Regions from separate parts of the Mus musculus genome. Here region 1 is linked to region 2. The links are chromatin contacts, found by Hi-C or POLR2A ChIA-PET in ENCODE. All regions are on one chromosome and are shown on one strand. Each heading gives the region's core, a stretch centred on a gene start or an enhancer-like site at or near the end of the contact. The rest is flanking DNA. Distances are from core to core; before and after follow the strand shown. Region 1 has its middle 8.6 kb from the start of Gm35192. Region 2 overlaps Gm34992 (a long non-coding RNA gene).

Region 1 (3,802 bases), core at 121-2,620, 180 kb after region 2:
CACATGGTTGTGGGGAACTTGGAGTGTATCTTGGAGCCCCTTCCCTGGCTCCTACACACAGGAAAAGCACCTTCCTACTTTCCTTTCTGGTTTGATCAAGGTATGGGCTCACATAGTCCTGCCTGGCCTTGAACTCACTAAGGAGCTGAGGACGAACTAGTGCCCAGGATCCTTCTGCCTTTCCTTTTCCTGTGTCACACACACCCAGCTTAAACAGACACCCTTTTGAAGAAATGTGGAGAAAATGTCATATTTCAGTTTTACCTTTTTACCTTTTTTTTTTCTTCCACAAATGGAGCAGAGTTTCTGCTCTTCTGTGCCTAGTGTGTGCTTTGAGGGTCTGTCTGTCCAGGCCTTTGTCTATGTTCCTAGTGGGTTTTAGGTCTTTTCACCTCCATTTTTCCTATCAAACTGTGTGTGTTCCCATTCTTTAATCTGTTTCCTGTTTTTCTTCTCTTTGGTTAAGAAGGACCCTGGTTCTCTTTGTCAAAGTGGCAGTGGCTGGGGAGGCAGCTTCGTAGTTAAGAGCACTGACTGCTCTTGTAGGGGTCCCAGGTCCGATTTGCAAATGCCACATGGTAGTTCACAATGATACATCTGTGACTCCCGGTTCAGAGGATCTGATGTCCTCTTCTGTCCTCTATGGCCACTGCATACATGTGGTGTACACACAGACATGCAGGCGAGACACTCACACACATAACAAATAAAATACGTTTCAACAGTCAGGGCTGTAGTAGCATGGGCTTACATCCGTGACCTCAGCTCTATCCCCATGATCTACATGTCTGTTTTTATTTTGTGTCAGCCAGCACCAAGGCGCTTTTATCACTATAGCTCTGTAGCATAGCTAAGCTCAGGAATAGCAATACCCTCCACAGCCTTCTTTGTGTTCAGGTTGCTTTGGTTGCCTTGATCTTTTGTGCTTCCTTATACAATTTTAGGTTTTTTCCCCCTATGTCTGTGAAGAAAGGAGCTGGAAACTCGATTGGGATTGCACTGGATCCGTAGGCTGCATTTGGCAGGATGGTCCCTGCCAGCAAGATCCGTTCCTTCCATTCAAGTGCATGCCAGGCCTTCCCATGTGGCTCCCTCAACTTCTCTCTCCAGTTCAGTGTAGACTCCTTTCATTCCCCTGGCTAGCTGTGTGCCCAGACACTTTATCCTATTTTAATTTGTGAATGGGATTATTTCAGTGTGTTTATCACTGGTCCATGGGACACCTAGTGATTTGTGTGTGTGTGTGTGTGTGTGTGTGTGTGTGTGTGTGTGTGTGTGTGTGTGTATTTTTGTAACTTGCCACTTTGCTGGGAAGTACTTATCAGCTCTGTGCATTTCTGGGTGGAGTCTTTTGTGCTTAGACTCTTGCCTGCTCACTTTGCTCTGCAGAGCGCTCTCTGCTGGACAGTTTTGTGAAGTGTTAACACAGGGTGGGGGGAGCTTGGCTTGGGAATCATCCTGACAGTTTTACTGCACTAGGCCTTTCTGGACTTTCCCTAGCTGTTTCCCTGGGACCCCTTTCTGGACAAGGGTTGGTAGCCCATGTGAAGGAAATTTTATGCAGAGCCCAGTTGCCGAGTCCACAGTGTGACCAGGCCTGTGTGGTTATACCAGAGCTCTACCCTAGTTCCCACCTTCTAGAGAAGGACTCCTGGCTGGCTCGGCTGCCTCCTTCTGAAGCCCAGTAGATGATTCAGATCCCTATGTTTTTATTTTTGTCCTCCCTCATTTCTTACAAACACACACGTGCGCGCTCACACTCACACACACACGGCATGCACGCACACACACACAGGACAGTTAGTGTCACCCACTCCACATTTAGGAATTATTGAAACACGAATGAAATCAGCTCTGTCTCTGACACACATCGCAACCATGTTTCACCAACTTATCTTGAAACCGGCCACAGTTCAGATGGTGCACAGTTCTGGCTTTGTGAGTCTAACCTTATCAGCCTTTCCTTTCCTGATGTCTGGATTTGGGCTCACAATGGAATGTGGCTCTTGTAGAAGTGCTGGGTGCAGTTTTCCCCTAGTATCTGCACACCTCCAGTTCTCCCACTGGCTGGGGTGTTGCTGCGTGTGCTGTGAGCCGTTTAACAGCCCAGTGCTGTTTCTTGGAGGTCACTGCTTCATCATTTGAAATGTCACTTCCACTACATTCTGACTCTCCATAGGGACCCGGGTCCATTCTGGACTCTTTAATCTGTTCAGTGATCTCTCTAGTCAGGTAAATATATATGTTTGCAGCTAGGCATCATGGCCCATGCCTGCAGTCCTAGCACTCCGGAAGCAGAAGGGTTGCTATGTGTTCAAGGCCAGCCTGGACTATATAGTAAGTTCTAGGCCAGCCTGGGCTACCATGTAAAATGACTGCCCCCAACCCCCATCCTCAATCTCAAAACAAAAACAAAAAACACAACAAAAATGAAAACAAAAACACAAACAAAACAAAAATAAAAGAAACAAAAAAGAAAGAAAAACGAATTCTCCAAGCATCCATTATGAAATAGTAAGACTCAGAGAGGCTTCACAGAGCAGTTCACTATGCCTCACCTCTATCTCACCCAGCTGGAGACACTGAGTTCTCCTACTTGCTGGAACTCATTCATGTGACAGTTCCACCGACAGCAACACTGCTGACTTGGACTAACGGATGCAGAGACAGCACAAGATGTTGAGAGCCTTAGACTCACAAGATCATGCTGGCAATAAACAGCCTGAAGGCACTTTGGGTGACTTGGGTCCTGGTAGTTCTACCTTTGTGAATACAAGAAGGACCAGAATCTTAGAGGTCAGAGTCAGGATGAATAGAACTCTATGCCCAGGCTTCATTCTTCTGGACACTCCTGACTTTGTCCCCACTACAAATCAGAGAGGCAGTGAGCCAGGAACTGCTGCGCTTGCCACCTCCCTTTTGTGGAGAGGAGACCTTGTCTGTCTTGCTGGGGTGAAAGATGGCCAGCCTGGAAAGAGCCCAGTATCCCCATTTACTCCCAGATGGGATCATCAGCCTTAAACTGTAAGCTCCTTGCGACAGAAACTGGCCTCTGATCACTAGGAAGTGGCCTCCCCAACTCCGAGACCGAGGCACCCTCAAGGTGAGGTTTCCTAAGCTCCGTCCCCTTCCCTCTTGCCTGGGAATTCCATTTGCTCCCTGGTGCCCACACTTAGCCTTCCACCCAGTGTGCACTGCATTTGAGCCATCAGAATTGGGGTGGACAGAGAGGGAACCTGAAACAGACAAAAGTCCGTGTCTGTCGAAAGCGGTGTTCCAATTTTCTATTTGAAAAGTAACTGCGAGGAATGGACTATCCTGAGCTGAGAAAAAACAAAAACCAAAACAAGTCAAACCCAACCAAAACAAACAAAACCTAGAGACTAGGAAACAGTCCTACACTAAGTTAAAGTCGGCAGTGGTAGCAGAGCGCCCTCTGCTGGGCAGCCTGGGATCAACCTGAGGTACCCAAGCTTGGTTTCTGCTTGGCTGTTCCCCTCTCTCTGCTTTAGAGGAGATAAACCTGCAAATGACTCCTGGAGAATTGTGTTCTTTCCAAAATAGTTAATATGATATATGACCTACGTCTCATTATCAGAGGTTTAAAAGATTTGGCTTAAGTCCTGTGTGAATAAGGATGTGGACTTGTGACCTCAAAGCCCTCAAGGCAGCCATCCAGGGCGTGTTAGCTGTTAGTTCTAGAGGTGAGATGAGTAAGGGACTTTCCTCCACTCAAGTGGTCACACCAGGATTCCCAGGTCTGAGCTCTCAAGTGTACTGGTGTCAAGTGCCTGGGAAAAAA
Region 2 (3,374 bases), core at 725-3,224:
CACTCTTCTGCAGACACCACCAGACTCCTCTACTACCCAAGACACTTTTCTCAAACTTGGATCCTAGAGACTATGTCATGACATAAGCTATAAATTGCTTTGTTGTCCAGCCGTTGAACACAGACTATTTGTGCAAATACCCTGTTCTTCCAAGCCCTCAGAACCTCTAGGGCCTTTGAAACACCAAGACTCTGACAGCTCCTGGGCTGGTAGCAGACGCTAGACAAAGATGCTTGGGCAGAAGCTCAGGAACCACCTCCAGAAACGCATGGACTCCCCGGCATTTGGAGGAGCCTTGGAGGGAGCCTTAGGGCGCTGTAACTCATCTCCCCTAGCCTGGGTGAGCTGGGAGTCACCGTCACCATGGAAAAGAGGATGAGAATGGACCCTGTGCCTCCCGTGTATGCAGAAGGCAGAGGCAGGCACAGCCATCTCTGGAGGAACCAGCCTTTGGAAAGAGCTCACAGGCCTACGATTTGGGACAGGTACAAGGATCCTTCTGTACTGTTGTCCTTAGCAGAAAGGTGACACAGGAAGCCTGCACTTGTCCAGTAAAGCTTGGGGGTGGGAGCTCACTTGTCACAGGAGGAACATGAATTAGGATTGGAGATCTTGACTTTGGGGGTGCTGAGGAATGGGTAGGGGAGTCTGTGGGTCCAAGTGGAATGATGTATTGCATTCTTGGTCAGTGATGGACAGGCTGAAGGCCTGGCACAGAGCCCCCGGACTTCTCAAAGCGCATTTTTCTCACCAACATGGAGGGCAATAAAATAAGATCAGAAGTGGCCTCTAAGGCCCAGCACTTTCTTCCGTTTGTGGCAACAGAGGACACTTCTAAAAATATCTACCCATTTCACACGAGCCATGTAAAAATAAAAGTTTAAGAATGGCCATGCCAATGAACTGAGACATTCTTGGGAGGAAAAATCTCATGTGCCAAATATAAATTGAAAAAAGGAGAAGATACGATGAATGGCCCAAGTAGGGTCATGTGTCTCCAGGGTCTGAGGATGGCCATGTTGGCAGCTGCTACTTGTAGGCTCACCTCTTTTGTGCCCGTAGGTGTTTCTGGCTTTGCTTGCTTTGGGTTTTTGAGATGAGGGTCTCACTAGGTTGCCTGGGCTGGACTTGAACTCCTGGGCACAACTGATCCCTTCCCTCAGGCCTTTGGAGTAGCTGAGATCAGAAGCTCATGGCTCTCTCCAGGTCATCGTGGTCTCTCTCTCTCTCTCTCTCTCTCTCTCTCTCTCTCTCTCTCTCTCTCTGTGTGTGTGTGTGTGTGTGTGTGTGTGTGTGTGTGTGTGTGTGTGTGTGTGTGTGTGTGTGTGGTTATGGTTATATGTACCTGTGTGTGCCTGTGTTCATGTGCACAGAAACACAGACACTGAGGAGGACTGAGAATTGTTGGTGTCCTGCTTTGTACTCTCTTCCTTATTCCTTTGAGACAGGGTCTCTCACAAAACCTGGAACCAAGATGGCAGCCAGTATACCCCACTGCCCCTCTGCTGCTCACAGCTCTGGGGTCACATATGTATGTGCAGCCACACCTAGCTATTTACTTGGGTTCCAAGGTCCTCCTATTTGTGCAGCAAGTGCCCTCACCCATTGAGCTTCCCAGCTCCTCCTCTGTGTTTGTAATGCTGTTCTCAAACTCCAGGAAGCCTGAACATGCTGGTGAGCTGTGTCTTAGTGTGTGTGTGTGGCACAGGCCTGGCCAAGGGTGATGCTGTCGCCAGACATTGTCTTTGGACAATAAGCAGAATAAGGTTCAGAATGGCCACAGCCATCGCTATTGCTCTGAACACAGCAGGATTCTGCAGGGTGGGGGATCTGATTCTTTGTCAATGAATGCGCAGGAGCCCTGACAGCTACCTGCTGCTCTGTGCAAGCATGCATGCACGAGCCAGTGGCTAGCTAATACTCCCTTTTCCCTCGGCGCTTGATGTGAGTCCCTCCCAATGTCAAGGGCACTGGGGTCCCAGAGTAGCAGCCTCATTAGAAGCCTCTCTCTGCCAGCACCTCAATCAAGTATAGTCATTAATTTCCTTTCCAACGTTGAGCTCATGGCCCAGCCAACCTTGCCGCCCCATTCTCATCTACAAGGAATTTGATTAAGGACAGATTAGCTGGAGCTCTGCTTCCCTTCACAGCCCAAGGGGCAGAAAGGTCATAAGCTCTGCTGCACGGTACATCCTGTGGGCACTATAGGAAACTGCTGAAGGTGGAGCTCGGCACTCTCCCAGAGTCCTATTCAGGAAGTGATGTTGTCCTTACTGGTGCTCTGGCTGCAAATACCATGGAAACTCCATCATCTGAAAACACCGATGCCTTTGCAGAGTTCCACTCTTGGGCAGGGCACTCATCTTATCTTGCTTGGGAAATACACATCACTCCACAGAAAGGTCATGGGAATAAGAGATTGCTGAATTCCAAATATCAGAAAATAACAGACAGCATAGGCTGGAGGGCTCTTATCTAGACTGCTTAGGACCAGAGTGCTTTCAGGTTTTTAAAAATTGCATATAGATAGGAAGACAGCTTAGGGATGGGATCAGGTGAAAAAACAAGCCATTTATATTTCAATTTACCTGAAGCTACTTCAGTATGATATGTGTCTTCGATAGAGTTTTATTTCATGAAGAGGCACCATGACCACAGTAAGTCTTACAAAGAAAAACATTTAGTTGGTGCTGGTTTGCAGATTCAGAGATTTAGTCTGTTGATATCATGGTGGGAAGCATGGCAGCATGCAGGTAGACACCGTGCTGGAGAGGGAGCTGAGAGTTCTACATCTGGATAGGCAGGCGGCAGGAAAAGAGAATGACAATGGGCCTGGCTTGAGCATCTGAGACCTCCAAATCCGCCTCCTAGTGACACACTTCCTCCATCAAGGCCAGACCTAATAGTGACACTCCCTATAAGTCTATGGGGTCCATTTTCATTCAAACCTCTCTATTATGTAAATCTGCTCCTTAGCTTTGTCCCATCCCCCTAGGGTAGTTGCGGCAATTTCTACTCATGGAACATCATGACTGTGCTTAAAGCATTTCAGGGTTTTTTGTTGTTATTGTTGCTTAGATTAAGGATGTTCGATTGAATTCTGGATGATCTGAGGATCAGCCAATGACTCCTGGTTCCCTCTGAAGCTGAGGAAGCCTGGTACAAGTTTCACACATCACAAGGACCATTCTCAGAGCCAAGATGTACCAAGTGCTTCTTCCTCGGTTTCCTCTTAGTTGTGGGTCGTCTGATGAGTTAGATGCACGGCAGCCTGTTCCTTCTTAGATCCTCCAATAAGCATCTCTGTCCAAGCATGAAAATTCTGGCTTGGCTATATGGCTAGGGAACTCCAGCCTGGGAAGAGCAGGAGCTGT

The links. A loop is a pair of places that touch in the nucleus more often than their neighbours do. ChIA-PET counts read pairs that join two places held with the same protein, here RNA polymerase II (POLR2A).
Region 1: a map of heart shows a loop between it and region 2 (2.6-fold over the local background). The contact joins two enhancer-like sites. A Hi-C loop is called at or near these places in 3 of 37 maps with a recorded cell type or tissue (Patski and heart). POLR2A ChIA-PET finds 5 or more read pairs at or near these places in 1 of 5 experiments (Patski).

What each region holds. Positions count from the first base shown.
Region 1 is chr1:90,589,606-90,593,407 of GRCm38, forward strand. No RefSeq gene overlaps it. Among named protein-coding and RNA genes, the nearest start is that of Gm35192, 8.6 kb to the left of the region's middle. Within about 2 kb of position 1,371, at least 1 of the 3 ENCODE cell types and tissues checked has a DNase peak (open chromatin) inside an H3K27ac peak, as active enhancers do; it is heart, where a contact is called at or near this core.
Region 2 is chr1:90,410,742-90,414,115 of GRCm38, forward strand. The region is part of intron 3 of Gm34992 (a long non-coding RNA gene); the gene reads left to right. Among named protein-coding and RNA genes, the nearest start is that of Gm34992, 75 kb to the left of the region's middle. Within about 2 kb of position 1,975, at least 1 of the 3 ENCODE cell types and tissues checked has a DNase peak (open chromatin) inside an H3K27ac peak, as active enhancers do; it is heart, where a contact is called at or near this core.